Regions from separate parts of the Homo sapiens genome. Here region 1 is linked to region 2. Evidence: chromatin contacts called from ENCODE Hi-C or POLR2A ChIA-PET data. All regions are on one chromosome and are shown on one strand. The core of a region is the stretch at or near the end of the contact, and the rest is flanking DNA. Distances in the headings are between cores, read along the strand shown.

What was found. Hi-C counts contacts between places; a loop is a spot of excess contacts on that map. ChIA-PET counts read pairs that join two places held with the same protein, here RNA polymerase II (POLR2A). Pooled maps may share reads with other maps.
Region 1: a loop to region 2 is called in a map of gastrocnemius medialis, with 16 times the contacts of the local background. The contact joins the enhancer-like site here to the promoter of WIZ in region 2. A Hi-C loop is called at or near these places in 1 of 168 maps with a recorded cell type or tissue (gastrocnemius medialis) and 3 of 50 pooled maps. POLR2A ChIA-PET finds 5 or more read pairs at or near these places in 2 of 52 experiments (B cell and activated T-cell).

The regions. Positions count from the first base shown.
Region 1 is chr19:15,313,771-15,316,654 of GRCh38, forward strand. All of the region lies in intron 1 of BRD4 (bromodomain containing 4), which reads right to left. Among named protein-coding and RNA genes, the nearest start is that of BRD4, 17 kb to the right of the region's middle. Within about 2 kb of position 1,466, at least 6 of the 41 ENCODE cell types and tissues checked have a DNase peak (open chromatin) inside an H3K27ac peak, as active enhancers do; they include B cell and gastrocnemius medialis, where a contact is called at or near this core.
Region 2 is chr19:15,448,552-15,451,559 of GRCh38, forward strand. WIZ (WIZ zinc finger) reads right to left here and starts at 1,405. Exons shown (of 13, transcript NM_001371589.1): 1 at 1,247-1,405. MIR1470 (microRNA 1470) reads left to right here and starts at 997; the gene lies at 997-1,057. RefSeq lists silencers at 670-779, 1,130-1,249, 1,300-1,429.

The DNA of each region.
Region 1 (2,884 bases), core at 216-2,715, 130 kb before region 2:
CTGCATCACTTGCCCTGCAGTCTCCTAGCACATGAACTAATGGGCAGGCAGGAGGGTGTGCATCATCCACCTTGCTTACCGCTGACCTCCAGCACCCAGACAATCCCTGGCACTCAGCACAAGTAACTGCTCAATAACCAGAAACATCAAGTGCTTGCCGGAAAAACTCCATGATGAGGGAGAGGGAAGATTACACAGACCAAATTTAAGAATCTCTGCCTTAGGAACTCAGGGGCTATCCTGCCTGAACCATCGATAGGGGATATTTTCAAGTCACCTCAACCACTGCTTGACTCACTCCAGGTGGACCCACCACTGGCACCTTCTAGTACCACAGCTCAGCCTTGAGTATGTGCTTGAACTTTCGTTCGCACTTCACATTTTCCACACACAAATATAATGTGCCAAAATGAGCCAGTCCTGCTCCCAAAACCCTGCTCACAAAATGGAGGACGTGAGGGTGTGGACGCATAGAATGAATGAAATGAAAGATGTCAGACAAAGCAAATTCCAAAGAGAAGTGGGAAATTTTCTAGCCTCCAAGAACAGAGGACAAAACTATTAAACATGATACTTATCTAGGTCACTAGAGTTCACTCTAGGACACATTGTTTTGGAAAGAAAAGCCCTTCACCATTCCCCAGATTAAAGCAAATTCACTAATCTGTGTTCTTACTACACAGGGGCCTGGCTTTCTCAAGTCTGGGACCCTGCTGGGACTCTTATTTCCGACGTCCTATTGGGAGGAGCCCTCACATCCATCCTCCTGGAGATGCCCAATGCCCCCAAGTCTGGTCTAGATCCACCCTTGCATTCCAGGCTTGCACATCCAACCGCTTCAATGACAGCATCCATGAGGATGTCGACAAGCTCCACATGGTCAAGGAACTAAAGTGACCCCATTTTCTCTAAAACCTGTCAAAACAGGGTGACAACAGCCCTACTGAGTGTTCCAAGCCCCCTTCAAAGGCCCACTTACCACAGGGGACAGTGGCTACCAGGCTGGATAACCCAGCTGCAGAACAGTCCCAACACTGCAGAAAGTCCCCCTGGACAGCACTGCTTTGGAAATTGGGTAATACACTGTAAAATAAGTAAGGTCTAGACCAGACCTTGGAAGATGGAGGAAATGGAGTTTGGGGGGATGTCTGGAAGAAGAATCAAATGAACGGAATGAGGCAACAGTGTGTCACAGAACCCAGGAGCCCAGGGTGCTACATGACAGGAGTGTAGGTCTTATCCTATATGCAGTGCGGTTTCAGGGTAGCATAATCATGCTGTAGTCATCTATTCTATTTTGATTGTGTACTTTTCAACTAGCTTACTAGTAGCACTGTGCGTGGAGTTTAACCACTTCTACCATTTTCTCTGGACTGGCTTTGTTTTTTTTTTCCCCCCACAGGTATTCAGAGCCAATTTCCTACTGAATGAGATCACGTGTCATTTTACGAAGTCAAAGAAAAGATGTAAAAGTAAAATCCTTCAGGGCACACCTGTTAAATGAATCACCACCTTTCTAGCACAGGGGTATTAGGATCTTGTGCAACAATCACCACCGGAGACATTAGGATCCCTGAAACACCTGCCTCACTCACTGTCATGTCTGCAGTGAATGCAGAACAGTGTCTGATTACCAAGTACATCCAGCACACGCATTGGACATGGATGTTGACCGAGTTCCACTTGGTGTGCCTGAGGCAGGCAGGAAATTCTCTTGGAAACAGAATCCTTAAGGGGATTGGGGGGGGGAAGCACCCATGAGCTAGAACTCAATTCTACCCTACAGTAAGCAGCACTTCAAGGGCCGGGCATGGTGGCTCACGCCTGTAATCCCAGCATGTTGGGAGGACCAGGCACGTGAATCACTTGAGATCAGAAGTTAAAGACCAGTCTGAAAATATAGTGAAGCCTCATCTCCACTAAAAATACAAAAAAACCAGCCGGGCGTGGTGGCCGGCGCCTGTAGTCCCAGCTACTTGGGAGGCTGAGGCATGAGAATCACTTGAACCCGGGAGGTGGAAGCTGCAGTGAGCTGAGATCACACCACTGCACTCCAGCCTGGGTGACTCTGTCTCAAAAAAAAGCACCTCAAGACCGAGAAGCGGCCGGGCGCCATGGCTCATGCCTGTAATCCTAGCACTTTGGGAGGCCGAGGCGGGCGGATCACGAGGTCAGGAGATCAAGACCATCCTGGTCTAACTCGATGAAACCCCATCTCTACTAAAAATACAAAAAATTAGCCGGGCGTAGTGGCGGGCGCCTGTGGTCCCAGCTACTTGGGAGGCCGAGGCAGAAGAATGGCGTGAACCCGGGAGGCAGAGCTTGCAGTGAGCCGAGATCGCGCCACTGCACTCCAGACTGGGCGACAGAGCGAGACACCGTCTCAAAAAAAAAAAAAAAAAAAAAAAAAGACTGAGAAGCTCACCATAATCCTGAAAGAGTATCCAGTTCACACCATAATTTTAACAAGCCTGGGGCACCTGGACTAAAGACACACTCCAGTTTACTTACTTCCCCCCAACCATCCCGCTTCTATATTCCCAGACTTGCTCTGAGTAGCAAAAGGATAAATGGAAGTGAAGGCCCGGAGCGGTGGATCACCTGAGATCAGGAGTTCGAGACCAGCCTGGCCAACGTGGTGAAACCCTGTCTCTAATAAAAATACAAAAAAACAGTCGGGCATGGTGGCGCATGCCTGTAATCCCAGCAACTCAGGAGGCTGAGGCAGGAGAATCACCTGAACCTGGGAGACGGAGGTTGCAGTGAGCTGAGACCACACCATTCCATTCCAGCCTGGGCAACAAGAGCCAAACTCCATCTCAAAAAAAAAGAAAAAGAAAAAGAAAAAATAGAAGTGAAACCAAATCAAGGCAACTTGGTTCTC
Region 2 (3,008 bases), core at 155-2,654:
AGCATGCCTCCGTCTCCCCATCAATAACTCCTCCCCTTTATACAGATCCTGCACTGCCTCAGTTTACCCATATTGACACATGCACACTCAGCCACCTGGTCTTCTTCCATCAATCTTACCATTTCTCCAGACGCCTCCCTTCATTCACACACAGCTGCACTTTCCCCAGTCCTGCCCTCACATCCATGCACACGCACATCCTACTGCCATGCCTTCGTTTCCTCGGCAAGAATCCCAGCCACTTGTACACTCTGATCCTATACACCGTCAGGAGTCTCCCATCATTACCCCTTTACTTTTCTCCATTGGGTTGTCCCATACCAATGATCCCTGCACTTTTCCCACACTCCAACCCTTCCCCCACACAGGACCTTAGGGTTCTCCAGCATTAACCCCTTCACCCCCCTCCACACACACAGCCTCAAGTGACCCCAGCATTAACCCTTTCGCTTCTCCCCAACATTATCCCTCATGCATACCCAGCTTGGGCTCCTCCATTCCCCCCACCCCCCAACCAAGATTGCTCTAGTCCTCGGGCGAAAGAAAACGATAGGGCTCCTGGTCCAGAAATGAGGACCCTGGGGAGCGGGGGTTGTCCTCTCTACCTATAAATACCTTCAAGGTAACGGCGGAAAGTGAAGGGCAGGAATGAGGCGCCCTCCCCAGGGAGATGGTGGGGAGGCCGGGCCCAGGCAACCGGGGCGGGGCCGGGGCGCCAGGCCTGGTTGCAGGCGCTGCCCTCGGGGGCCTGGGGATTCCCAGGGGGCTCCTCCGTGGGCTGGCAGTCTTGGTGGGGGTCCCTACCCAGGCCCGGAGGAAGCACCTGCGGTTGTCCACTGGGTGGGCACTGCCCGCGGGGAACGGGCGGGACCGCAACTTCGGAGCACTTTGGCAGCGTGGGGAGGGGGCTCCTACCCGGACGCCCCCCAGGGGTCGCAGAGGTGGGGGCTGCGCCGCGCGGGCCCACTCCTCGGGGGTCCAGGGTCCGGGGGATGAGCCCTCCGCCCGTGCACCCCGGGGCAGGAGACCCCGCGGGACGCGCCGAGGTAGGGGGGACACCTGCCCCAAGACCCCCGCCCCTCCCCCCACCTGCACGGCCCCGCCCCCGGCCAGGCCCCGCCCCTGAAGGCCCCGCCCCCGCCCCCGCCCCGGGGGGTCCCGCCTGGCCCGGCCCGGCCCGGGGCCTCCCCCGCCCCGCTACGGCTCCGCCCCACCCGCGGGCTCCCCAGGCCGGGCCGGGCCTCACCGGGGAGGCGGCGCCGCCGGCCAGGTGCCGGGGCTCGGAGCTCCCCTCCTTGGTGCGGCCGTCGCTGCCGCTACCGCCGCTGCCGCTCCCGGTGCCGGTGCCGCGGCCTCCGCAGCCGCCGCCGCCTCCACCGCTCGGGGGACATTGTCCCTTTAAATCGCTCCCCCCGCCGCCCCGCCCCCCCGGCGCGCCGCCGTGACCTCAGCGCGACAGCCCCGCCGCGCCGCCATGATGGGGAGGTCCGGGGCGCCCCCCCCACCCCACCCCCCCCCCCCTCGCCGCCCCGGGGGGGGCGGCCAGCGGGCGCGCCGCCATGTTGGGAGTGGCCAAGCGGGTCACCCTTAAAGGGCCCGCACGGCCTGAGTCCAGGGAGAGGCCCCGTTACCATGACAACACCCTTGTCGTCCCACACCCCAATGGCTCCTTATCGTCCCACTGGTACTTCCAATGGTAGGCTCGCTAAAAGCACTAAAAGAGTGGGGAGGGTGCAGAGAAGTTCCCCCATGGGTCATTGATGGGTCATTGATAGGTCATTGAAGACTCCACCCAGCCAATTTTTAGCCTTTTGTCCCCTGCCCCCCATCAGCTACCTTCCAACCACAAGCTCACTCCCTCCTTCCCAATCATCCACACTGGACTTCAGCACCTCCATGTCCCTAGAGTTGCCCTAGGTCTTCAGTCCTAAGTCACCTTCTCCACCCAGTTCCCAGGATCACAGCTTCCAGGACTACCCCATCAGACACACATCATGGCCTGTTGTCTTGTCTTATCCACCATGTATCCAGATATCTAACCACCTAGCTATCTCATCCACTTCCTCAATCTATCAATCACTCATCTACCTATCCAATGAACTAATCACCTATCCACCCACCCCTCCAACCACCTATTAATTCACCCAAACACCCACTCAACCCACCCATTCACTTCCCATCTACCCACCCATTCATCCAGCACCCAAGTAAATACTCATTTATCCATACAACCAAGCAAGTACCCAACCATCCCCACACACATCTTTCCGCCCAGCCCCCCAAACATCCATCCACCAGTTTGTCTGTTGATTTGGTCCCTCCACTAACATGTAAGTTCCATGAGGCCAGGAGTCCTGTCTAGTTCATTATTGTTTCTCCACTGCCCAGTTCTCAGGCGTCTCAGGAGACCTCAACATATGTACATATGATATATATAATCACAACATTGAAAAAAATTTTTTCTTACTATGAACCAGGCCTTTTCTAGGCAGACATACCCAACCTGGTTAACCAACTACCCAGCTACTCACCTACCAGGTCAAACATCCAGCAAATGCTAACCTATCCGTCTGCCGTTTGCTCCACCCACTCTACCCCTCACCCATCCACTCACCCATGATTTGAATGACTCATTTACCCAATCATTCATACACAGTATCCAACCATCTCCACACCTGACCCCCTTCCTTTATCCGCCTCCCAGACCCATGGCCTCCGTGACATGAGGAGGGCCTAGGAAGATGCTCTCACTGTGGGATTGGGAGGTTGCCAGGGGTGGAATCCATGCTTCATTGAGAAGCAGGTGCTGCCTATAACAATGGTGAATACCTTTTATCGAATGCCTTTAACTATGGGTCCTCTCACTGTGTAGGGAACTTTACGTCCATTTCACAGATAAGAAAACGGGCTCTTAAGAGAATGAAGGTCTAAGGTCACACAGCTGGTGAGAACTTGTGTACATGGCCCTCTCCATGAGACTTCTAATTAGGGGAGAATTTGGGAGAGAT